2 separate regions of the Homo sapiens genome follow, and region 1 is linked to region 2. A link is an interaction called in ENCODE POLR2A ChIA-PET data of the cell type or tissue named here. Cell type or tissue: OCI-LY7. All regions are shown on one strand. Each heading gives the region's core, and the rest is flanking DNA. Links, peaks and the distances in the headings are about the cores only.

What was found. Peaks named below come from ENCODE experiments on the same cell type or tissue, not always from the same donor. Only the 100,000 strongest peaks of a DNase experiment are listed, where the experiment ranks them.
Region 1: POLR2A ChIA-PET joins it to region 2 with 6 read pairs; 6 of 35 experiments call an interaction of 5 or more read pairs at or near these places.

Annotation. Positions count from the first base shown.
Region 1 is chr13:110,617,019-110,626,554 of GRCh38, forward strand. It overlaps NAXD (NAD(P)HX dehydratase), which reads left to right. Exons shown (of 10, transcript NM_001242882.2): 2 at 5,198-5,348; 3 at 7,216-7,261; 4 at 8,172-8,260. Among named protein-coding and RNA genes, the nearest start is that of NAXD-AS1, 5.4 kb to the left of the region's middle. In OCI-LY7, for the core only: no CTCF peak of the experiment used is centred there; no DNase peak of the experiment used is centred there.
Region 2 is chr13:110,674,648-110,691,145 of GRCh38, forward strand. CARS2 (cysteinyl-tRNA synthetase 2, mitochondrial) reads right to left here. Exons shown (of 15, transcript NM_024537.4): 4 at 13,300-13,371; 5 at 13,074-13,179; 6 at 8,404-8,487; 7 at 2,327-2,456. Among named protein-coding and RNA genes, the nearest start is that of CARS2, 23 kb to the right of the region's middle. RefSeq lists an enhancer at 1,405-2,024. In OCI-LY7, for the core only: CTCF peaks have their summits at 6,366 (motif pointing right) and 6,570; a DNase peak (open chromatin) is centred at 6,384.

The sequences.
Region 1 (9,536 bases), core at 6,702-9,201, 56 kb before region 2:
GCTCTTTACCTTAAATTCACACACCGTGATTAGTAGCAAGATTTTTCATTGCGCTTGGTTGAGGATTTATTATCAGACTGCCTAAACTTTTACGAAAAGCCAGGTAGAGTTGTATATTACTGAGGCTTTAGGAAATATTTCAGTTAACTTAGGGATTGTGGTTAAATGCTCTAAATTAGTTATAACTCACATTAACTTAAAGTATTTTTGTTTTTTTAAGTAGAATTTTCCAGTACTAAAAGCACTTTTAGCACAAAGCAGCAGTGATAGTCTTCCCCAGACACGCTTCCTTAAAACAAAAGCCAAACAAATTTAACCTGTTCTTCCAGACTCAGAATTGTCTGAAGAGTTACCGAATGGGATACATCTTAAGTCGCCTATTGTCAAGGCCTTTTTATCCTTCAGAACTTTGATCTTTATATGTAAATGTTTCTGTGTTAACATTTGAAATGTTAAGTTCAAATGGTGACGTCAGTAAGCCAGCTGGAACTTGCTTCACTGCCAAGTGCTGGGAAGTTTAGTTGACCTGCTTTGGCCCTTTTGCTAACAGAAGCTGTTTATCTTAGGTGAATGCTGGTGAGCAGCCTGGATTTTACTTTGTGTTAATACAATTCTATTCAAGTGAAAATGCTATACTTCTTATTTTGCCTTAAAATGGCAGCATTTTACACCTACTGTGTGCCCACAAAAATAAAAACAAAAACATGGCAGCACTTTGGTAAAATAGTGTCTTGTGGCCTGGCTTGTCCATTACTAACCACAGCATCTGCACAGGTTTCTCTCTGGGCCCCAGTTTCCTTATCTGTAAAAGAAAGATAAAGTGCTAGTGAGGAGAGTGAATCACGATGTCTTGACTTCATCGAACATGTATCAAGTGTCTTGTTCTGTGCCAGGCTGTGTTCGAGGTGATTGAGTCCCACATGGAAGCAGTCAGTGCTGCAGCTTGCGGATGGTGCCACATTCCTCGTGGGCAGGCAGTAGTAGGGTGCTGATTCTCTGCCAGTCCAGACATAAGAACTTCCTTCTTATGTCCAGGTCAGCCCCTACCATGTAGGTTGTCTGTGTGCTCGAAAGGTTTCAGAACCCCACATGTAATAATAGTTACTTTTGGTATCACTTTGAATTTTTAAAATTATGTAGCAAAAAAGTTACTATTAATTATATTATGAGTTTAACATAATTTTAAGCTAGCTTCCATTTGAGAGCCGTTGTTCTCATGTGTAAATCTTGAAATATTCAGTTTCTGGATGGCGCTTCTTGTTCTCCAGGGTTCTTAGACCCAGCCCTTACGGTAGCATCATGGCCAGGGAACTGGGAATCTCACAAAGTCTTAAGATTTCACAACGGAACAGGAGCAGGAGGAGGCGACTCCCGCTGGTGGGTTGATCAAGTTGCTGTGAAGGTGGTTTGCACATTTTGGGCTTCAAAACACTACCTTCTGTATAAGATAAAGGAATAGCTCAGAACAGGATTCCCCCCGTGTTTTCTTCCTAGCTATGATAAAGATTGCCGTGTGAATGCAGTGGGTTTTACACACTCAGAATTGATATTTTTGGCTTGTGGTAAATGGGACTTTAATGCTTAACCTGCTGTAGAAAAATCCGCCTTAGAAAGTGGCCCTTATTCGTATATTGTATTCGATGTTTGAGCCCCCTGATATCTTATCATTTTAACAAAGCTTACCTTGAAGTGCAGGAAAAATTGTATGTGTTCTTGTCATTATTTGAATAACAACAAAAATCAGTATTAGCTTTAAAGCCTGTAGGTTTTAAGCGTATCCTTGCCTGGACTAGCATATCTCCTCTTTCTCAACCAAAAAGATCAGAAAGGTGCTATCCCAGTACCAAAAGTACTGGGAGGACTTTCAGCAGAGTGTGACGCAGAAGGGAAGCTTTTCCGCTCTGGGGAGCAGATGCGGAGAGGACAAGCACTTGGAACACAGCATCCCTGGGAGCTCTGGTGCTGCAGTTGTGACCCCGAGGCGGCCCTGCTGTGCCCTCCTGGGAGTGCTGGGCGACACTGGTTGCAGAGGGGCATTGGTGCTCCCCTCCACCTGACAGGTGCTCCACCTGGACTCGTGGCTGCAGCTTAATTTTGTGTCAGATCCTTTCCGGTAATGTATAGGTTATTTCAACTATGAGGCAAAGTGCAAATGGGTAGTTCAGTGTGGGTTTATGGTATTTGCCCTTTTTGATATAAACATTAAATATTTCATACCTCACCTATAGTACTTTTTTTAAGACTTAAATCTGAAATTTAAGATACAGATGTTTGTAAGATATGAATCTTGGATATTGGGAGAAAGAAGCCTCCTGGAAAATATACAGTATTATCTGGTGGAACCATTTTATTCCTTTTCTTATTGTGAGAAATACACATTTATGAAGTATTACCATTTAGGAGTTGTTTTCATCAGGCAGGGTACATTGATATAAATGTTGATTTTTAACATCCGTAAGTTGAAGTCTGACTAAATTGTTTTTCTCTGTGATTTCATAAGTCACAATTTATATTTTATATGACCTTAAATATTTAATTTGAAGTACTGGTATATTTAAAGGTGCTAAAACTACACGCATGCATCTCTACTAGTGGTTCTTAACCCAGGCTCATTTTGCCCCATCCAGAAGACATTTGGGAGTGTTGAGATATTGCTGGTTGTCACCACTGGGTGCGTGTACATGCACTGCTGACTGGGTAGAAGCCGGGGATGCTGCTCAGCATCCTTCAGTGCATAGAACAGCTCCCCACGACAAAGACAGGATGCTGATCGATACCCATAAATGTCTTTTTTTTTGAGACAAGAGTCTCGCTGTGTCACCCAGGCTGGAGTGCAGTGGCATAATCTTGGCTCACTGCAGCCTCCACCTTCTGGGTTCAAACAGTTCTTCTGCCTCAGCCTCCCGAGTAGCTGGAATTACAGGCATGCACCACCGTGCCCAACTAATTTTTGTATTTTTAGTAGAGATGGGGTTTCACTATGTTGGCCAGGCTGGTCTCGAACTCCTGACCTCAAGTGATCCACCCACCTTGGCCTCCCAAAGTGCTGAGATTACAGCGGGGAGCCACTGCGCCTGGCCCCATAAATGTCTCTTCTAGACAAGTGTATTGTTTTAAAACCATAATTTAGCCCTCCTGGAGGGATTTCAAGGATGGGTGCATTGGTCCCCTGCAGGTAGCTCAGCAAGCTTCATTGTGTCTCTCCTTGGCCCACAGTTTATAGTGATTCTGTGCCGGGTCTTGTGTGTTGGTCTGGAAGAAGGTGAAAAGATTTGGGGTTGGGCTGAGCGCGGTGGCTCACACCTGTAATCCTAGCACTTTGGGAGGCCGAGGTGGGCAGATCACAAGGTCAGGAGATCGAGACCACCCTGGCCAACATGGTGAAACCCCGTCTCTGCTAAAAATACAAAAATTAGCTGGGCGTGGTGGCATGCGCCTGTAGTCCCAGCTACTCAGGAGGCTGACGCAGGAGAATTGCTTGGACCAGGGGGTCGTAGGTTGCAGTGAGCCGAGATTGTACCACTGCACTCCAGCCTGGCGACAGAGTGAGACTCTGTCTCAAAAAAAAAAAAAAAAAAGAATTTGGGTTGATGGGGATTCATAGGATCTTTTTATCTTGGGGAATCCCAGCATCTGCTCTATCAGCTAAGGCAGTTACATCTACTCATAAAGAAAATTCCTTCAAAAGTTTTGTTGAGTAAAAAGTAAAACTGTAAGAGTTAAAAGACAAAGCTCTTTTGCTGTGAAACGCTCAGTGAGCTTTGGACTGCAGTCAGTGGAACTTGTGACACTGGTTTTTCTCTGCTGCTGAGATAATTGGAAGGATAAAAATATTGAGTGCCTTGTTTGAAAAAATACTGTTTATATTTGCAAAGATCCTTTCATTCTAGGGAGAATGTATGCTTTATTCATTGAGCTCTATAGAACATACCAGCATTTCTCTCATAGCCGAGCTGTTTTAAATATTAAGGTAAAATATATAACACAGGAAGCTCTTCAAGAAAGGCCAATTGAAGTGTAGCTGTTTAGAGACAACTCAAGATGATGAAAATACATTAAATGCCACTTTGAACCCAATTTAAGAGGTGTGCCATATTTAGAATGCCATTTCTAGGTTATTTAATTAATACCCAGTTGAGTGTTGGAATACAGTTGGGAGTAATATGATGAATCTGTCAGACTTCTGAGCACCCCAGCGGATTACAGGTGGGAGCTTGCTTTCCAGTTTGTGAGGAGAGAAAAGACCTAATAATCCTAAAGGGAAATTGAAATGAAGTGATAGTTTATTAAGTAATAATGCATTTTTTTACTTGATAAAACTTTCTGGAAAATTAAATGGTCTTCCAAAATTTCAGATACATTTCAAAAATAAACCTGATAGAAATAGCATATGTTGTCCTGGTGGGGTGGCTCATGCCTGTAATCCCAGCACTTTGGGAGGCTGAGGCGGGCAGATCACTTGAGGTAAGGAGTTGGAGACCAGCCTGGCCAACATGGTGAAACCCTGTCTCTACTAAGAATACAAAAATTAGCAGGGCAGGGTGGCAGGTGCCTGTAATCCCAGATACTCCGGAGGCTGAGGCAGGAGAATCGCTTGAACCCAGGAGGTGGAGGTTGCAGTGAGCAGGATCGTGCCACTGCACTCCAGCTTGGGTGACAGAGCTAGACTCTGTCTCAAATAAATAAATAAATAGCATGTGTTACTATATGTGTTAATTACATGTGTTCAGGCTGGGCATGGTGGTTCACGCCTGTAATCCCAGCACTTTGAGAGGCTGCAGCTGGCAGATCACTTGAGGTCAGGAGTTCTAGACCAGCATGGCCAACATGATGAAACCCTATCTCTACTGAAAATACAAAAATTAGCCAGGTGTGGTAGTAGACACCTATAATCCCAGCTGCTCAGGAGGCTGAGGCAGGAGAATTGCTTGAACCTGGGAGGCAGAGGTTGCAGTGAGCTGAGATCACGCCACTGCACTCCAGCCTGGGTGACAGAGTCAGAGTTCGTCTCAAAAAAGAAAAAAAAAATTGCATGTGTTAATGTAATTTTGAACATCATATTTGCTTACAGAAATCCATTGGGTAAAAATCTATAGCATTCGTAATAACTTTGGAGAGGGTTTTGGTTAATGGGCTATTATGTGTACTAACAATATCTGTTTACCTTTCTGAATTATTCATTTTTCTTGTCTTTCAGTTTTAGAAAGAGCGTTTTCGCTACGTAAAGCACATTCGATAAAGGATATGGAAAATACTTTGCAGCTGGTGAGAAATATCATACCTCCTCTGTCTTCCACAAAGCACAAAGGGCAAGATGGAAGAATAGGCGTAGTTGGAGGCTGTCAGGAGTAAGTAGCTGATGTGCAGTGTTGGTGTTTAAAAAGTCAGTTGCTGGCTGGCTGCTTACCTGACTGTCATTCACGCTGTCTAGTTTGACCTCAGTAATCATTTCCAAATGCAGCCTGATAGGACACTCAGTATTTTTCAGTGATCCACTTTTTGATTAACTAGGAAATAACTCTGAGGAGCCCTGACTGAATTACTCCCTCATGTGTGTCAGTGTTAAGTTTTGTCGTAGTGGGGAAATGAGCCTGTTTTTTCCACTTTCTGCTTTTCTGTATTTAACTGGACTTCATACCACAAGCATGTTTTTTGTATTTAGGATAGAAACACTCAGCAACCTCTTGGTTTACTTTGTCAATTTAAAGATGTTACTGAAAGTCATTTATGAAATTTGACAAATCCCTAGCTTGCTTCTGTTCTGTTTTGCTGCTGTGTTTGGTACGTAGCTGTTTGTAAGTTGTCCTTGGGTGTGAAGGATACCTTCTGCCTCTGACGGAAAGCCTGCCGTGGCTCCTCTGTTTCTGCTTGCTTTCTGTTTGCATGGATGTGGTATCTCTCTTTGCCCATCCCTCCATTTGCAGCTGTTGATCGTGCCATAGGGTGTGTTAGAGTTGTTACTGGATCAGGTATGTGTGCATTTTACATGCTGGTGACGCTGCCGAATTGTCCCCCCATTGCGTTAGTGTGTGTTGCCTCCCAAGAGCACCTGTTCCCTGCAGCCCTTGGAGGACAACCTTTGCTAGTGAAGTCGACAAGCTTTCTTGTTGTTTTAATGCATTTCTCTTATTAGTGAGGCTTGTTTTCACATGATGGAAGAGTGTGTGCATGTATGTTGCCTGTTCTGTACTGTCTTTTGCATTTACAACGCTATTGACACCGCTTTGCAGGAGAAGGCCATGTAAGGTGATGGGTATCAGCATTTGCCCAGGTCTCTCTTTCTTGGGTTAGCAAAACATTTCACTGCTCGGAATGGACATAAAGGTTGCATTTGCCCATCTGACGGAGGGCAGGGCTCTTCCTTTCTGTGCCTGAAGTGCCCTTAGACCTGGAGAGCCAGGGATTCCAGAACAGCCAGGCGGAAGCAGCTGGGTGGTGGGTGCCGTTTCTTGTTTGTCCCAGGTGGCCCCCATCTGGCCTCTGCTGACTGTGACTCTTGGAGGACGGGGTCTGCCCACTCTGGGACCCTGTCCATGCCCGACTGCTCCGAACATGTGGTTGTCACTTTCTTCTCTCCAGGCAGAAGCCTGCGGTCAGCTCCTTACCTTGAACATTCACATTGCAGGGAGACTGCAGGCATTACTGCCAGAGATTCACTCTCCTGAAATGCATGAAGGTTTTATGTAAAAGATCGACATTTCTGGCTGGGCGCGGTGGCTCATGCCCGTCATCTTAGCATTTTGAGAGGCCGAGGCGGGCGGATCACCTGAGGTTGGGAGTTTGAGACCAGCCTGACCAACATGCAGAAACCCTGTCCCTACTAAAACTACAAAATTAGCCGGGTGTGGTGGCGCATGCCTGTAATCCCAGCTACTCAGGAGGCTGAGGCAGGAGAATCGCTTGAACCCAGGAGGCGGAGGTTGCAATGAGCCAAGATCGTGCCATTGCACTCCAGCCTGGGCAACAAGAGTGAAACTCTGTCTCAAAAAAAAAAAAAAAAAAGACATTTCTAGTCGAACCTGGTTCATGTTCATTGAACATTTGCTGAGCATCTTTTAGGTGTTGGGTTTGTGCTGTGTGCTTCATGTCTCTGTTATTTATTGATAAACCATGTCTATATTATTTATGTCTATTTTTTATTGATAACCTATTTATTGATCAAGGTATGCTTACCTTATTCTCAGAAGTTTTTGACTCTAAATACCTTCTTTTTAGGTACACTGGAGCCCCATATTTTGCAGCAATCTCAGCTCTCAAAGTGGTATGTTTACTTAAAATTTCTTTATTGGGATTTTTCTGGTAGAGAGTTTGATTATTTAAATATGATTAAAGCAAATGTTTTCTGATAGAAATCTAAATAATATCTTAGGGTAATCATAGCTAATAGAAACACCGTTAAGTCTATCCTGACATCTGTGCATAAACAAGATCACTTCAGTTGAAGCTCATTTTTTTTTGAGACAGAGTTTCGCTCTTTTTGCCCAGGCTGGAGTGCAATGGCGGGATCTCGGCTCACAGCAACCTCCGCCGCCTGGGTTCAAGCGATTCTCCTGCCTCAGCCTCCCGAGTAGCTGGGATTACAGGCACCTGCCACCACGCCTGGCTAATTTTGTTTGTATTTTTAGTAGAGTCAGGTTTTCTCTCTGTTGGTCAGGCTGGTCTCGAACTCCTGACCTCACGTGATCCATGCGCCTCGGCCTCCCGAAGTGCTGGGATTACAGGCGTGAGCCACTGCACCTGGCCTCAATTGAAGCCCATTTTTAAAACCTAAAGCGTGATTTGTATTGTACTCCACCAAAGTGCACCTGGGATGCCTTTGTAGGTCGCAGCTGAAGCCGCTGATCCTGCAGTTTCCCATGAGCTGAGCAAGTGCTAACGGCCGGCCTCTTCCTGTGACCCTTCCTCCTGGAGGGTGACCAGACCGAGCTGGGCCGTGCTGGTGTGTGTGGCTCTGACCCTGCCTCTGCAGTGGCGGCAAAAGTCTTTCTTTTTAGGTATTGTGCTCTGCGCCCTGGCCCTTTGCTAAGCCACCTGGCTGGGTGTAATCCGAGCTAGTACGTTTCTCATGCACGTCACCAGGGCTGAGTAATGAGCGCTGGACGCCTGTGTCTGGCGGGTGGGCAGCGATGCCGGAGCGATCCCTGAGTCGGCCTCTTGTGCTCCTTCATCAGGGCGCAGACTTGTCCCACGTGTTCTGTGCCAGTGCGGCCGCACCTGTGATTAAGGCCTACAGCCCGGAGCTGATCGTCCACCCAGTTCTGTGAGTCGCTCTGCGCCGGCTTCTCGTAGGTTCTCTTTCCCTCCTGCATCATTTGGGGTTTTGGCACTGACACCGAAAGCGTCCTGATGGATTTTCCATCCTCAGAGTTTCTCAGCAGGTGCTGTAGAGGAAGTAGGGAAATGAAGGAGCCCGTTCTTCTGGGGTCAGAATAAGACAGAGACGGCGGGGTGGAGAGGTGGGTGGGGGAGCTTGGGCCTGTTGGAAATGGCCGGGGCCCAGCTCCAGAGGCAGGGAGGCCCTGTGGGCTGTGTGTGACAGGTTTGCAGAAGGTGGAAACGAAGGGCCTCTGAGCAATAACAAGACCCTTCCTGCACTCGGCACATATGTCTGGTGCCAGGCCCTAGCCTGTGTTCCATGGGTCAGCGTGGAACTGGGCAGGCAAAAACCTGCCCCCGTGGGGCTCCCCCAGACCGCCTATGCTATAGAGCTTGCTGTGTGGAGGTGTTCTCTCTGCCGTCCAGGATTGTGGCCACTGAGGGCTTGAAATGTGGCTGGGAGGTGCGGGAGCAGAGCGTTTGCTCTTGTTTACTTTTCATTGTGTGTGTTTGCACCGACTGGATTGGGCTGTGCTGCTCTGGAGACAAGGGAGAGGAGGATGTCAGGTGGTGAAGGAACCGTAGAGAGCGGCAGCAGGGAGGGGGCTGTGAGAGTGGGCAGAGGGGCAGTTGGGGCGGCAGCACAGTGTGATGACGCCTGGGTCGAGCCCGGCCTCTCCACACCAGAGAGGAGCCGGCGCGGAGCTCCAGGTGCGGTGCTGTGATGTGTCGGGTGACCAAGAGGTGCAGGGCTGGGCCCCACAGGGTGTGGGGCTGCTGTCAGGGCTGTGGCTCTGGCCCTGAGTAAGCAGGGCAGGGCCAGTGTGGGTCATAAAGGCTCCTACGCGGCTGTGGGGCTGGGCCGGAGGCTGTGGTAAGGACCTGTGGGAGGGAAGGGTGCAGTCAGATGGTGAGAGGGGCCGGATTCTGGGTATGTTTGGAAAGTTTGGGGGTGGAATTTGCCGACAGATTGGATTGGAAAAGGCAAGGGGCACAGACTCCACCAAGGGTTTTGGTCTGAGCGAGTGGTCACTCCATGTGGTGGAAACGGGCTTGGGTGGGATGAAGATGAGGCGTTGGGTGTAGGGCGCAGTTTGGCTGCCAGTTAGACATCCAAGGGACGTGGCTAGAGGGCATTGGACAGTGGGGACACGGGCTTGGGAGTCATGCACATGTGGACGGTGCTTAAAGCTGGAAGACGAGGGAGTAAGAGGCGGAGG
Region 2 (16,498 bases), core at 5,398-7,897:
GCAAGGACTTCATGACTAAAACACCAAAAGCAATGGCAACAAAAGCCAGAATTGACAAATGGGATCTAATTAAACTAAAGAGCTTCTGCATAGCAAAAGAAACAACCATCAGAGTGAACAGGCAACCTACAGAATGGGAGAAAATTTTCACCATCTACCCATCTGACAAAGGGCTAATATCCAGAATCTACAAAGAACTTAAACAAATTTACAAGAAAAAATCAAACAACCCCATCAAAAAGTGGGCGAAGGATATGAACAGACACTTCTCAAAAGAAGACATTTATGCAGCCAACAGACACATGAAAAAATGCTCATCATCACTGGCCATCAGAGAAATGCAAATCAAAACCACAATGAAATACCATCTCACACCAGTTTGAATGGCAATCATTAAAACTCAGGAAACAACAGGTGCTGGAGAGGATGTGGAGAAATAGGAACACTTTTACACTGTTGGTGGGACTGTAAACTAGTTCAACCATTGTGCAAGACAGTGTGGCGATTCCTCAGGGATCTAGAACTAGAAATACCATTTGACCCAGCCATCCCATTACTGGATATATACCCAAAGGATTATAAATCATGCTGCTATAAAGACACATGCACACGTATGTTTATTGTGGCACTATTCACAATAGCAAAGACTTGGAACCAACCCAAATGTCCACCAATGATAGACTGGATTAAGAAAATGTGGCATATATACACCATGGAATACTATGTAGCCATAAAAAAGGATGAGTTCATGTCCTTTGTAGGCACATGGATGAAGCTGGAAACCATCATTCTGAGCAAACTATCACAAGGACAGAAAACCAAACACTGCATGTTCTCACTCATAGGTAGGAATTGAACAATGAGAACACTTGGACACAGGGTGGGGAACATCACACACCAGGGCCTGTCATGGGGTGGGGGAGTGGGGAGGGATAGCATTAGGAGATATACCTAACGTAGATGAGGAGTTAATGGGTGCAGCACACCAACATGGCACATGTATACAGATGTAACAAACCTGCACATTGTGCACATGTACCCTAGAAGTTAAAATATAATGAAAAAAAAAACCCATTTCTACAAATAGGAAACATACGCGTGGTTATTCACTAAGGAGATCTGTAACACTGAAACGCTAGGAACAGTCTAAACGCGCGGCTGGGTACCCTGCTGCCTGCAGAGGGTCAGGCCACACAAACCAGCACCACGGTAACAAACTAACCGTGGGCCAGGCGCAGTGGCTCACACCTGTAATCCCAGCACTTTGGGAGGCCAAGGCGGGCGGATTACCTGAGGTCAGGAGATCGAGACCAGCCTGACCAGCAGGGAGAAATCCCGTCTCTACTAAAAATACAAAATTAGCCGGGGTGGTGGCGCATGCCAGTAATCCCAGCTACTCAGGAGGATGAGGCAGGAGAATCGCTTGAACCTGGGAGGCGGAGGTTGCGGTGAGCCGAGATCGCACCATTGCACTCCAACCTGGGCAAGAAGAGTGAACCTCCGTCTCAAAACAAAAAAACAGGAACATGAAACTAACTGTGGCGAGCCCCATGGGCAGCTGTGCAGCACGGGGCACGGGCGGTATGCTGTCTTTCACACACCCCACCCAAGGTGCCCCTGGCTGTGGGCAGAGCCACAGGGTGTGGACACCTCAGGTGCGTCCAAGGGGACCAGGGAGAAGGCGGAGAAAGCTCTACTGAGAGGCAGAAACCAGGACAGAGAGGGTGTTTCCAGAGTAGGGGATGCCGCAGTGGGCCAGGAGAGCAGTGTCGTGTGACTGAGTGGGGGCGGCAGGCAGCTGCGGTCCCAGGCAGACAGTGGGAAGAGGAGCTTTGGTGACAGAGGACCCACATGAGGGTGGCTGGGGGACTCCAGGAAGATCTGGGAGGAGCTGGAGATTTCCGCCACAGAGCACCCTGGCATGCGAGTTGCCTGAGCTAGAAGAGCTGGCGGGAAGGCGGAGAGGGATTTGGGGGCTAGAGAAGTGCGAAGCGAGGAGGGATGTAGGTGCAAGCACTCTCCTCCAGGGCCCCAAGCACCAGCCACTACAGAGAAGGGTGAGGGAACAGGGCAGCTGCAAGTGTGAACCAAAAAGCAGCCTCTCCACTAAACAGAGGAAGTGCTGAGGTCAGGAAAGCTTGATGTGTCATGGGTTTCGTTCACCCCGTTCCATGGCCCGTCACACTCCGGCAAAAATCTCTTCCCAAAAAATCACCCATGGGCACACGTGCCAGGCTGCACCTGCTCCCATGCACATCCTCTGCTGCCCTGAGCAGGCACCAGGGGAACTTGAGCCCCAACCCCCAGGAAGCGGCAGGCACCTTACCTAGCGATGGCAGAGCACTCGATGTGCCAGCCCGGCCTCCCGGGTCCCCAGGGAGAGGCCCAGAACACCTCCTGGGGTTTGGCCGCCTTCCACAGGGCGAAGTCACTGGCATGACGCTTGTCAGAGTCCGCTGCAGATGACAAACGGTACATCAGTGGGAAGAAGCTCAGTCACCCCACCACGGATGCTCAGACATTCACCCCCACCACAGAAACCCAGACAGTCACCCCCACCATGGAAACACAGAAAATCACCCCAACATGGAAACCCAGACAGTCACCCCCACCACAGAGACCCAGTCACCCCCACCACGGAAACACAGAAAATCACCCCAACATGGAAACTCAGACAGTCACCCCCACCACGGGGACCCAGTCACCCCCACCACGGAAACACAGAAAATCACCCCACCATGGAAACCCAGACAGTCACCCTTACCACGGAAACCCAATCACCCCCACCATGGAAACACAATCACCCCACCACGGACACGCAGACAGTCACCCCACCACAGAAACTCAGTCACCCCCACCAGGGAGACCCAGACAATCACACCACAGAAACTCAGACAGCCACCCCGCCACGGAAACCCAGACAGTCACCCCCACCATGGAAACACAATCACCCCACCACGGACACGCAGACAGTCACCCCACCACAGAAACTCAGTCACCCCCACCAGGGAGACCCAGACAATCACACCACAGAAACTCAGACAGCCACCCCGCCACGGAAACCCAGACAGCCACCCCGCCACGGAAACCCAGACAGTCACCCCCACCATGGAAACACAATCACCCCACCACGGACACGCAGACAGTCACCCCTACCATGAAAGCCCAGACTGTCACCCCACCAGGGAAGCCCAGGCTGTCACCACCACCTCACCCCCACCACAGAAGCCCAGATAGTCACCCCCCACCACAGAAACTCAGCTGGTCACCCCCACCAGGGAAATCCAGCCGGCCACCCCGGTGGAAGCCCCTCCAGCCGCCAGTGGGCAGCACGCCCCAGGCTGTGTCTCTTCGAAGGAGCCTTGGCTTCTCGTTCACTCCTGTTTCACCCACGTGAGGGACAGGAGCACCGGCAACGCTTTCACCTCAGATGCACCAGCGCACAGGGAGAGCTGGGCGGCCGGGAACCCACAGAGGCTCATTTCTCAGGAATGTACTGTGGACCAGGTGGGGTTTTCCCATTTTTCCTTATTCTGTCTTACGAGAAATACTCTGCTTATCAGTAACTGAGTTTCAGGGTTGTTTTTTCCAAAAAGATACTAATCACACAGAGTGAAAGGCGCGTGATCGTGTCAGGTAACGCGGCTTATGGACCCGAGACTCTGAGCAAGGTGCCCATCACCGTGCGGTGAGGCTGCCAGTGGCGCATGCTCACCAAAACCTGCTGTCCCATCTGCCCAGGACAGGCACACCCCATGTGCACAACGTCCCAATATCACCCTTTCCACCCGGGAGCACTGACACAGGCGTCCATCACCTTTGATGAATTTAAAGAGTGCAGACACAGATACTTTTTCTGGGTCAGACTGGACAGGCTACGTTTTCATTACTAGTCACTTTACTAAGAATAACATCCTCTGGGCACCCAAGCAAACAGAACAATTCCTACATAGTGCATGGCAAACGAGAGCATCAATAACACCTTATGCCGAAGGAAAATACTTAAGGACAGAAAATGCGGCCAAGGACTGTATTTCCAGCCAAACTGACTTTGAAGTAGAAGGCAGCACACTGTCATCCACAGGCACAAATGCAGAGAATACTGTTCCCGAGAAAGGGCTCTTCCTTCAGAAACTGCTGGGGAATGAGCTTCAAAAACAACAGGGAAAAAGCGGACCTGGAGACGGTGGGAGGGGGGAAGAGTGGACGGGGCTACAGAAGGCAGCGCAGGCGGAGGCTGGGCACTCCAACATATGGACACGCGGGGCGGGGAGGAGGCACGTGCATGGGAACCTTCTAACCGTGGTCAAGCCTCGGGCAGGGCTGGTCCGTGATGGACTAAAGCAGGTGGATGCCCACTGGTCATCCGGTCACGCCCGTTGTCCTTACCACACATGTGAACAGACAGAGGGGTTAATGAAACCCCGTGGCCCTGAATTTGAGTATCAGTGTGACCTACGGAGCAGATGCGTTCATTACCTCAGTCTATGGGAGAGGCCAGGAAACAATGACAGACGGCAATGACAGATGGCAACAATGAGTATCCATGGTGCCCATGCTGTGTTCTCAAAACACCATTTCCCATTAAAAGTAAAATGGGAGCTGGGCGCGGTGGCTCACACCTAGAATCCCAGCACTTTGGGAGGCCGAGGCGGGCGGATCACCTGAGGTCAGGAGTTCGAGACCAGCCTGACCAATATGACGAAACCTCGTCTCTACTAAAAATACAAAAATCAGCCGGGTGTGGTGGCAGGTGCCTGTAATCCCAGCTACTGTGGAGGCTGAGGCAGGAGAATCGCTTGAGCTCGGGAGGCGGAGGTTACAGTGAGCCGAGATCGCGCCATTGCACTCCAGCCTGAACAACAAGAGTGACATTCTATCTCAAAAAAACAAAAGAAAAGAAAAGAAAGAAAGAAAGAAAGAGAGAGAAAGAAAGAAAGAAAGAAAGAAAGAGAGAGAGAGAGAGAGAGAGAGAGAGGGAGGGAGGGACACCGGGCGTGACCGGAGGGAGGGAGGGAGGGAGGGAGGGAGGGAGGGAAAGGGAAGAAAAGGGAAGAAAGAAAAGAGAAAAATGGGACTTCCAGGAGAAACAGCTTATTTTAAGATGAGCCAGGAATATCTTACCATATCAGATAGACAGCCACAAAACTATTAACTACAACAGGGCTGAGTGTAAGGGACTCGGGAGTAGCTGCTACCAGCAAAAGAGGGGGCACGCCGAGGCTCAATAAGGTGATGGCAGCAATGGGTTAAAACGGCATGTGCACTGAAGCCCACGAGCTCTCAGCAACGGAAGAACATGAACTGGTCACTGCCAGAGGAAAATATGGAAGCCAACTCCTTGTTCTGAAAACTGGTAAGTTAAGGAAAAGGTCCTGCCTTTCTTATACAAACTGTACCACTGAGTAACCAGATGACAGTCTGCCTGTATAAAAGTATTCCAGCAAATGGGCCAGGCACGGTGGCTCACACCGATAACCCCAGTACTTTGGGAGGCCGAGGGGGGGGGGGGGGGGGGTGGATCACCTGAGGTCAGGAGTTCAAGACCAGCCTGGCCAACACGGCAAAACCCCATCTCTACTAAAACTACAAAAATTAGCTGGGTGTGGTGGCATGCCCCTGTAATCCCAGCTACTCTGGAGGCTGAGGCAGGGAGAACTGCTTGAACCTGGGAGGTGGAGGTTGCAGTGAACCGAGATCATGCCACTGCACTCCAGCCTGGGCAAAAGAGTGAGATTCCGTCTCAAAAAACAAACAAACAAACAAACAAAAAAGGTATTCCAGCAAATAAAGCAGAATGGGAGTTGCACCACCATGCCACCTCTTTTTGCAGTGAAGGATCTAAGCCTAGAGCGGCCAGGGCTGCTGACACACAGAGGCAGAGCCCTTACGTGTCTCCTGGTGAGGAATACACCATCTACAAAGTAGCCTTCTCCAGAAATTTAGAACTGGATTAAGCCTCTACATTCAACTACCAGTTTGCAAAAAAACACACAGGACAGAGGGAAATGTTACAGACACTCCAAAACTCAGAGCAAGCGAAATCCCACTGGGGGAACCGTGAGACACATGACGTTTCTCCCTCAAATGAGCAGCAAGGGGAAGAAGCCAGGGGAGGAACATGTGGACTAAAAACAAGACACAAATATAGAACAGCTAAGGCTAAGTGTCGTGTTAAGGGACACGTGTTTGGGCAATAAACCCATTCAGAAAAATGAGGAGGTGGCCGCTGTCAGAGTTAGGGCAGTAGTTGCCCCCAGGGCAGGGCAGAGAGGCTGGCAGGCAGGGCCCGGGAGGTTATCGGCCAGGGCGTGGGACCCGGAGGACTCAGGTGCCTTCGCTCCCTTGCCATTGTTGTCTCCTTCCACTAGGGGGTGACCGCAGGGTCTCCACTGAACACAAATTCACTGAGCTGGGCATTTTTGTTTGTTTGGTAGAGACAGCAAGGGGTCTCACTACATTGCCCAGGCTGGTCTTGAACTCCTGGCCTCAAGTGATCCTCCAACCTTGGCCTCCTAAAGTGCTGGAATTACAGGTGTGAGCCACCATGCTCAACCAAGTTGGACATTTTTTAATGGTGTTTTCTATTGTTGTGTTATTACAACAATTTAAATTGAAAATTAAAAAGACAACACCATTGCTTTGGAAATAACATACACTAAGGCATTAAAATTTTTTTTCACCATATGTAAAAATGGTGGTTTTATTATCTTTGTTTTGTGTAATTCTATTTCCTAATTTTGTACCATTATAAATTATATAAATATGTTGCTTTTGTATAAGAAAATATTTTTTATTTTAAAAAGCACTGCTGTGAAGATGTGGAACGACAGGGACTTATTCCTCACTGGTGGGGATGCAAAATGGTGCAGCCACTCTGGCAGAAGCTGGGCAGTTTCTGACACAAATAAGCCTCTTCCCAGAGGACCCAGCATTGTGCTCCTTGGTATCTGCCCAAATGAGCTGAAAACCTGCACGTGGATGTTTACAGCAGCTTTATTCATAATTGCCAAAACTCAGAAGCAGCGAAGATGCCCTTCAGTAGGTGAGTGCTTAAGCTGCTGTAAATTCAGACACTGGGACGTGACTCAGTGTTAAAGAGAAACGAGCTCTCAGCCATGAAAAGACACGGAGGAAAATTACTGTGTATTCCTAAGTGAGAGAAGCCATTCTGAGAAGGGTGCACAGTGTATGACTCCAACTATATGACATTCTAGAAAAGGCAAAACTAGAGACTGTAGAAAGACCAGTGATTTCCAGGGATGGGAAAGAGGGAAGGATGAGCAGACAGACCACACAGGATTTTTCAGGGCAGTGCAAGTATCCTGCGTGATGCTGGAATGGTGGAAACATGTCGCTATACATTCACCCAAACCCAGAGCACACAGTGCCGAGAGTGAACCCTGATGCCAACTCTGGTCTCTGGGCAAAGCTGATGCGTCAATGGTGGGGGATGCTGACAGTGTGGGGGGCGGTGTGGAGGGTAGCAGGTAGACAGGAATTCTCTGTACCTTACTCTCAAATTTGCTATGAAGCTAAAATGGCTCTAAAAAGCAAATCTATTAAATAAATAATTTTAAAAAACCTTCCTGATGCCAGAATGTACAACTCTCAGAAACTTCTCCTCCACATGTGTAAGCAAAGCCCACACGGCCTGCTGGTAGCCACGCCTCACACGTGGCTGATGTGGGCGTCTGTGTTCCGGCCTGTGCGGGGAGCGGGACAGGGCACCACGGCGGGGGAAGGAAAGAACCTGAGGGGTCAGTGCTATGGATGGTTAGGATTCATTGGCACAGTTTATGGCGCAGAAAGACAGTGCCTAAAACCAGAAATACCTTGAACAGTCTTTGGGGTCTGTCCCTGTTATTCTTGTTTGATTCCCTTAGACAGTATCCTTTTCAAATTATTTTAAATTTAGTTCCATATACTGCGCTTACTATTTCTTCTCCATAAAAATGTTTTGACCTAATAACTCCCTGGAACAGAATAGAGCAAGGAAGAGATTCAAACAGATTGGAAGTTTAACACATAGTAAGACACGTATGGGAATTAAATGTACGGTAACACAGAAGAACGCGAAAATATGATGTACGTGTATGAGGTTTTCATGTGCGCTGAAAACCCTGGGGAGGAAAAAGGAGACAGTGACCAGCACTGTCTCCAGGGAATGGAGCCAGGCACGCTGGGGGCGGGGGTGGACGATGCCCCACTTGCCGTTTGAACTATATGCCTCACAAGCTGGAGCCATCCACAGAAACCACACTAAATTTAAAACACAGCTGTGACCTGGGTAAGGCCAGTGTCTGAGCAAGTGGAGGGGTCTGCGCTCCAGATCTCATCTCCCCAGAGCTGAGACCCGAGGCAGAGGTCAGGGACCCACAGGGCTGAGCCCGGCCAACCCACCTGGCTCTCCGACTGGACCAGGGACCACGCCGACCAATTTGCCATACTTGTCTCCTCTAGACTTCAGATCGAAGTAGACATTGCCTGTTTATAAAGACAATTATGAATTCATCACTTCTCAGTCTGAATATCAGCATATTGACAACCTTAACATCTAACAAGTAATTAGAATTTAAATACAGAACATAGCATTTGGCCCCATATACATATATAGTATTTATATTTTTATAGACAGGGTCTTGCTGTTGCTCAGGCTGGAGTGCAGTGGTACAATCACAGCTCACGATAGCCTTGAACTCCTTGGCTCAGGCAGTCTTCCCACCTCAACCTTCCCAGTAGGTGGGGCTATAGGAGTGACACCATGCCTGGCTTAATATATTTGTTAACCAGAATTAAAAACAATACTATAAGATAAATGCATGATTTGGACATATCATGAGTACACAGACGTGAAAGTGAAAACACAAATGTAAGTTCTCTGTAAACTACTGAGACAATTATTTAATCAGAAAAAAGAAAAGTGTTATCACTGACCTTCATTTAGATCTTGTGCCTTGTGTTACACAACAGCTAACAAAGACACTCTTTCTTTACTTTATGTTACACACCAGCTAGCAAAGACACTCTTTCTTTGCCCAGTCATCTTCTAAAACTACCTTTTTACTCAGATTGAAAACATCATCTGGCTGGGTGCAGTGGCTCACGCCTCCAATCCCAGCACTTTGGGAGTCCGAGGCAGGAGGATTGTTTGAGCTGAAGAGTTCGAGACCAGCCTGGGCAACATAGTGAGACCCCATCTCTACCAAAAAAAACACACAAAAAAATCATCTGCATATTGAAGTGTCTGTGAGGCTGAGTGCCAAGGTCCGCTTTGCAGTCTGAGGTCAGAACCTTCTCCAGAGCCTCCTGCAAGCCTGGGCTGCCCTTGCCCCTTCCACCACAAAGCCTAAGAAAGCAGAGCTGGGGAGGAGGCACTCAGAGTGGGAGCTTTGTCAAGAAGAAAGCACTACCAACCTATGCTCCAAGGCTGCCCGGCTGCAGCCGCTGTGTGTTCCAGGCCATGTGTCTCCCTAGGAAGGAGGCAATGCTCATCCGGGCTGTGACCATGGCCATTCTCAGTACCACAGATCCGCAGCCACCATCCAGCACCCTCCAACCACACAGCAGCATGTAGCTGTCCTCAGGCCCCAGGCGTGGGTGCAACTTTTAGCCTTTACAAAGTTTGAGTCTTCACATTCTTTTTTACTAATGCAGTTACTGATTTGCATCAGTACTGTCCTTACTGCGGACACTGGTGTTGGTAAGATCAAGGAAACTTTGCAACTGGCAAACACAAGCTGCACCCAGGACCTGCCTCATGTCCTCAGCCTGGATGTCCCCCTCCTGTCCTCTGGTTCATCCCCAGCACCGAGTGCCAGCTTAGTGGTCAACCCCGAATGACCAGGGAGGACGCTGAAGGGACAGGGCAGGGTTTTCTGTTGAAATGTCACCCGGCTTTGTTTGCCCAAGCCACACTGGCCTTTCCTCCCACCAGTGACCATTGTGCTCAGAAAACCCTGCCCTGTCCCTGCAGCGTCCTCTCTGGTCATTCAGGGTTGACCATTAAGCTGGCACTCGGTGCTGGGGATGAACCAGAGGACAGGAGGGGGACATCCAGGCCCTGGGAGCTGCTTTCTATGAAGTCAGAATATAAACAGTGCTTTAAAAGCGCTTCACTGGAGAGAAACCACTCCCTTAAATGGTGGAAACATTCCCCCTTCACTTTGCTTTATGTTATCAATTTGCTGAAGAAATTGTTTTTCACCAAGAGTTCAAAGATCAAATTACAACCAAGCCCTTGTGGAATTGTAACAAAGTCCAAATTACTGGGGTTTGATTGAATGTAAGTGTATTTTGAATTAATTATATTTATACTATCATTAAATTGTTTATAATAAAACACAGTAACAAAACAACAAACAGCATTCAATCCTCAAGCCTGTGAAGACGAGAATCCCTAAAGACTCGTGAACATTTATCACTTTATTCCTAAAATGGAAGCACAGGCCCACATATCTTATTTCAAGTTACACGACAGCAAAAAATTAATTCCTGTGTTTTCTGGTGCAAACTCTAATTCAACCACCTAAGTCCTTTAAAAAAAGTTTTTCCTGGGAGGCTGAGGCAGGAGAATTGCTTGAACCCGGGAGGCGGAGGTTGCTGTGAGCCAAGATTGTGCCACTGCACTCCAGCCTAGGCGACAGAGCAAGACTCTGTCTCAAAAAAAAAAAAAGTTTTTCTTTGAAACAAAATCTAAATATACCACATTAGAACAAGTAAAAAGCTACTTCCATACACAGAGCCTACTGAGCAGATCCTCAGGGCCTCACGTGCTCATCTTACGCTCCAAGTAGGACCCAGGAAGGACAGGAACGTCCAGGGCAGTGCTTCATGCTTTCTGACTCATTGCAACAAACATTCAATACCTACGTATCTTCAGCCGTCGGCTGGATACTTTAAGGCGTCATTCAGTAAAGCAAAAGGTTTTTATGGTCTGAGAATTTATGATCTAGATGGGGACAAAATATGAATACATTAAACAGCAAACTATGGCAGTGCAGAACTGGCTGCCAAATGGTACAGCAGAGATATCAAGGCTGAGAAAGTAAGTTCACTTTCAACTGTGCTGGGTGAAGGAGAACTTCATGGAGAGATGAGGCTGTGGTCAGGGTTTGCAGCCAGGATGGGTGGGATTTAGTTCGGATTTATGGCGATGCTTCATCACCAAAGCAGCAAAACAGCAAGACGCCAGCCTTGCCTGGGGTCCACCAGACAAAGATTAGCATCCGCAAACCAATGAAACCACCTGCAGTAAGCAACATGCAAATCTAAACACAGACTGCTCCACAGGAAAACTGACCTGTCAGAGTCTTGAATCTACATGTGCTTACCCAGAAAAAATGAAAAAAAAAAAAAAAGAGAAAAAAAGAAAAAAAGAAAGAGGAGGGGAAAAAGTGAGGAGACTAAACCAACAAATGCACACGCAGCACATGCCCTGGGGACAAGTGAGTATATTTAATACAGAGAGGACACGCGAAGCTAGCCAGAAATTCTTCATTGTCTGAGGTCTGACCATGACATCTGGACTCCTTTTATGCAGAGATGCATGTTGAAGTGTCATGGCTGATGCGACAGAACATCTGCAACTCACGCTTTTTTTTTTTTTTTTTGAGACAAGGTCTCGCTCTGTCTCCCAGGCTGGTGTGCAGTGGGACAATCATGGTTCACTGCAGCCTCGAATTTCCTGGGCTCAATCTATCCTCTCACCTCGGCCTCCTGAGTAGCTGAGACTACAGGAGCACGCCACCATGCCTAGCTAATTTTTATATTTTATTTTTGTAGAGAAGGGGTCTCTCCATGTTGCCCAGGCTGGTCCTGAACTCCTGGACTCAAGTGATCCACCTGCCTCTGCCTCCCAAAGTGCTGGGATTATAGGTATCAGCCACCACGCCCAGCCCTGCAACTCACTTTTTTATTTTTATTTTTTGAGACAGTCTGGCAATGTCACCCAGGCTGGAGTACAATGGTGTGATCTCGGCTCACTGCAAACTATGCCTCCTGGGTGCAAGCAATTCTCATGCCTCAGCCTCCAGAATAGCTGGGACCACAGGCGCGCGATACCAGGCCTGGCTGATTTTTTGTCATCTTAGTAGAAAGAAGGTTTTAACATGTTACCCAGGCTGGTCTCAAATTCTTGGCCTCAAGTGATCCACCCGCTTCCACCTCCCAAAGTACTGGGATTACAGGCATCAGCCACCATGCCTGGCCCTGCAACTTTTTGTTTTTTGTGCAGGGGAGGGTGGGTGGACGGAGTCTTGCTCTGTCACCAGGCTGGAGTGCAATGGTGTGATCTCGGCTCACTGCAACCTCTGACTCCCGCAACTCACTCGTAATGGCCTGTGAAAAAACGATAGCCAAACAGACGGGGGTGACCTGGGCTGACTTTTAATAAGAAGAGAGCAGGTCTCTGGAGGTACTGTGTTTGTCCCCAACTTTTTGTTAGGAAAATACCTAAACAAAGATGAAATAACACCACAATGAACACCTGTACACCTACCACCTAGATTCCACGACTGTTACCAAGACTAGCTGTCCAGACGTTCCCCTCTCCCTGGAAAAGATATTTAGAACTAATTCAACCATTTCGCAAAGAGACACAATATTGTAGAAAACCCCACAACAGCTTTGCTGTTGGAATCCTAGCAAGACAGAAGTAAATTTTAGTATGTTCCTACAGCTGATAAATACATCCAGTTTCTCCAAATCCCAGTAATGTTTTAGTTTTAAGAACATAAACCGGCTGGGCACAGTGGCTCACGCCTGTAATCCCAGCACTTTGGGAGGCTGAGGCAGGTGGATCACAAGGTCAGGAGTTTGAGACCAGCTTGGCCAACATGGTGAAACCTTATCTCTACTAAAAATACCAAAACAAAAAAAATGTAGCCGGGCATGGTGGCACGCACCTTGTAGTCCCAGCTATTCAGGAGGCTGAGACGGGAGAATCGCTTGAACCAGGGAGGCAGAGGTTGCAGTGAGCTGAGATAGCACCACTGCACTCCAGCCTGGGTGACAGAGTAAAACTCTGTCTCAAAAAAAAAAAAAGAAAAAAAAAAAAAGAACATAAACCCTACCTTTTGCCGTTGAATAAGCGTTCCCACGAGCAATGATTCCTTCAATGAAAGAAATTATCTGAGGAATATTTTCGGTTACCCTCAGGTACACCGTGGGTGGGAGAACCTGCAAGGAAGTGGAGACGTGACCGTGTTTCCCTCGTGAGAAGCACAGGTCAGCCAGCACCAGCTGTCATTGCTCACGCCTGTCACCCTCATGGCAGGAACAACCAGCCCCACACTTTACCTTCAGGGCTGCCATGTCCTGCTTGAAGTCTTCCTCATAAAGACTGGCGAGGGAAGCGGGGGAAATATTCATCTGCAGAAGGATTAGATGTGCACGTTAATGAGTCTGGGGCATTCGCAACAGAACCACCCAGCCACAAGAAAGCCCACGTGCACAACACGACAGCAAACATACCCCGGCCACCTCCGGTGCCTCGGCCTCAGTTTGCCCCCACCCACTCACCAAAGCGGGGGCACTCATTTTAGGTACTGAACTTTTACTAGTAGCTTAGCTAGAAAAAAAGGCTTATTGACCTTGTCTTCTGGTTAGAGAAGAAATAATGTCACAATTTCCATTATATAGTAAAAAACAAACCAGCTGGGTGCAGCGGCTCACGCCTGTAATCCCAACACTTTGGGAGGCCAAGATGAGTGGATCGTTTGAGACCATGAGGTTGAAGCTGCGAACAGCCATGATCGTGCCACTGCAATCCCATCCTTGGCAACAGGACGAGACACCATCTCCGAAACAAAAATAAAAATAAAGTAAAATAGAAAACAAAACATACCAAGGATCCTCCACTTTTCTAAGACAAGGGCAAAATCACCCTAGTCCAGTCTGTATGATAAGAAACTAGGTTCCTATCTTATCCCTTAATCCTCAGGAGAAAAAAAAAATAGTCAAAAATATACTAAAGAGGAGGCTGGGTGTTGTGGGTCATAGCTATAAATCCCAGCACTTTGGGAGACTAAGGCAGGTGGATGACATGAGGCCGGGAGTTTGAGACCAGCCTGGCCAACACGGTGAAACCCCGTCTCTACTTAAAATACAAAAGTTAGCCAGGCATGGTGGTGCACACCTGTAATCCCAGAGACTCAGGTGGCTGAGGCAGGAGAATCACTTGAACTCAGGAGGCGGAGGTTGCAGTCAGCCAAGAAGGTGCCACTGCACTCCAGCCTGGGCGACAGAGCAAGACTCTCTTCCAAAACAAACAAAAAAGAAAGATCAAAAAGGAACTTCTAAAGAAATATTTTGAAAGTAATTTAACACACTACAACTGGGATTTAATGGAGTACTCATTCCCTCGGGTCCCATGGCTGGGTTTCTGGAGATAGACCATCAAAACAGTCCAATCAATTCCAAATGTGGGGGCCTTGGGGGCACGCATCTGCAGCCCCTGCCACATTATCCAAGGAGGCTGAGACACAAGACTAGGTTCGCTCATGTTATTTCATAATTTCAATGAAAAACTCTACATGAACAGATGCACAAGACACTGTGAAGCTCTGGAATGGAGCCGGGCATCATAACTGCTGGTCCTGCTCAAATGGCCTTTGGGCCTCCCAAGCACAGCACCTGCCACCTGCTAGTCTCTCCGAGCTGCTCCACGCAGCCTCGGGAACCAAGTCTCCCCATTTCACAGGTGAAGGAATTACCACTCTAGAATACTGAGAAACTTTCTCAAGCGCAACGCCACACGTGGGGCCAGGTCCCAACCATGTGACCCTGAGACCCAGGGCTCTGAATGGCATAGTCAACCCAGAAAGCCCCACCAAAGAATACCCACTGAAGAAAGCAAGCTGGTGAACTATGCGTTGCTACCCAGGTGTTGTTTAAGCTTTGGGGTCTTGGGCAAATCAATAATCAAACCTCTTGGCCTTCAGTTACTTTACAGCATGGAGATATTCTACCTAGTAATCCCTTAGACTGCTAGAAGAACCACTGTGTATATACGGGCAGGACAGCTTTGTAAAAGAAAACATTACATAAATATCACATTAAAGAGAGAAAATACACAGCACCTAGCACATAGCTGGTACTCCAATACACTTCAGCCCCTCTCCTGCGGTACAGTTTTGTGGCAAAGCAGACCTTTACAACAATAAATCAGTTAATGTATGTCTATCCAGGGGACAAAAGACCAAAGGAAAAAACCCAAAAGTACTGTGTCTTCTTGCCGCTTCAGACTCCCCCGGAAGTCTCAAATTCCATGCAATTTTGGGCCTAAAGATCAGTGGGGTGGCCGGGCGCGGTGGCTCACGCCTGTAATCCTCACACTTTGGGAGGCCGACGTGGGCAGATCATGAGGTCAGGAGATCTAGACCATCCTGGCTAACATGGTGAAACCCCGTTGCTACTGAAAATACAAAAAATCAGCTGAGCGTGGTGGCAGGCGCCTGTAATCCCAGCTACTCAGGAGGCTGAGGCAGGAGAATCGCTTGAACCCAGGAACTGGAGGTTGCAGTGAGCCAACACTGCCCTACTGCACTCTAGACTGGGCGACAGAGCGAGATCCTGTCTCAAAAAAATAAAAAATAAAATAATAAAGATCAGCAGGTTGCTTAATCTATATTTTTCTGCAGAGGTAATTTATTGCCAGGAGAAGTCAAATGGCATGAAGGGGTGCCCAGACTTGGCTTTCCTCCCAGAAGGAAAATACAGCGACCAGTTTTCCCACAAGCATGAACGTGGTTATATATATACATTTGCATCTTTTTCTTGGAATCCCCAAATGCAGCCCATTCCACACTCTGCTCTGTGCTGCTAGCTTCTCTCCCTCGCAGCACACAGAATCCTGGGGGTCCATCATGCTGGACACACTGAGCTGCCTCGCTCCTTTCAAGGTGGCCTCTACTCCCCCTTCCAGATGTGTCGCTACGTGCTTACCCGGTCCTGTCCCGATGCACATCCCATCCTCACCACTACAAACACAACTGTGCACAGGTCACTTTGCAGCAGCCCAAGTGTGCCTGTGAGCTACACTCGTAGGCAGGAGACAGAGGGCACAGGCTCATGGACTTGGCCGCTCCTGCAAGCTGCCTTCCAGGAAAGCTGTGCCAGCTACACCCGACCAGCAACACCTGGAGGTGTCTGTCTTCCTCTGCCCTCACCTGCAGGGTCAGCCAACTTTCACATGGTGTCAGTGTGACAGCTGACAAGTGCTTTGCTCTTTAAGCTTTTACCTCTTTTGAGTAAATCTGAACATCTCCCATGTTTAGGAACTATCTGCATTAAATGACCTGTAGTTATCCACACCTGTGTTTCTATTGAGTGGTATAGGTCTTTTTCTTATTGGATGTTAGGAATTCTTTTCTTTTTTTTCTTTTGAGACAGAGTTTTGTTCTTGTTGTCCACGCTGGAGTGCAATGGCACAATCTCAGCTCACTGCAACCTCCGCCTCCCGGGCTCAAGCGATGCTCCTGTCTCAGCCTCCCAAGTA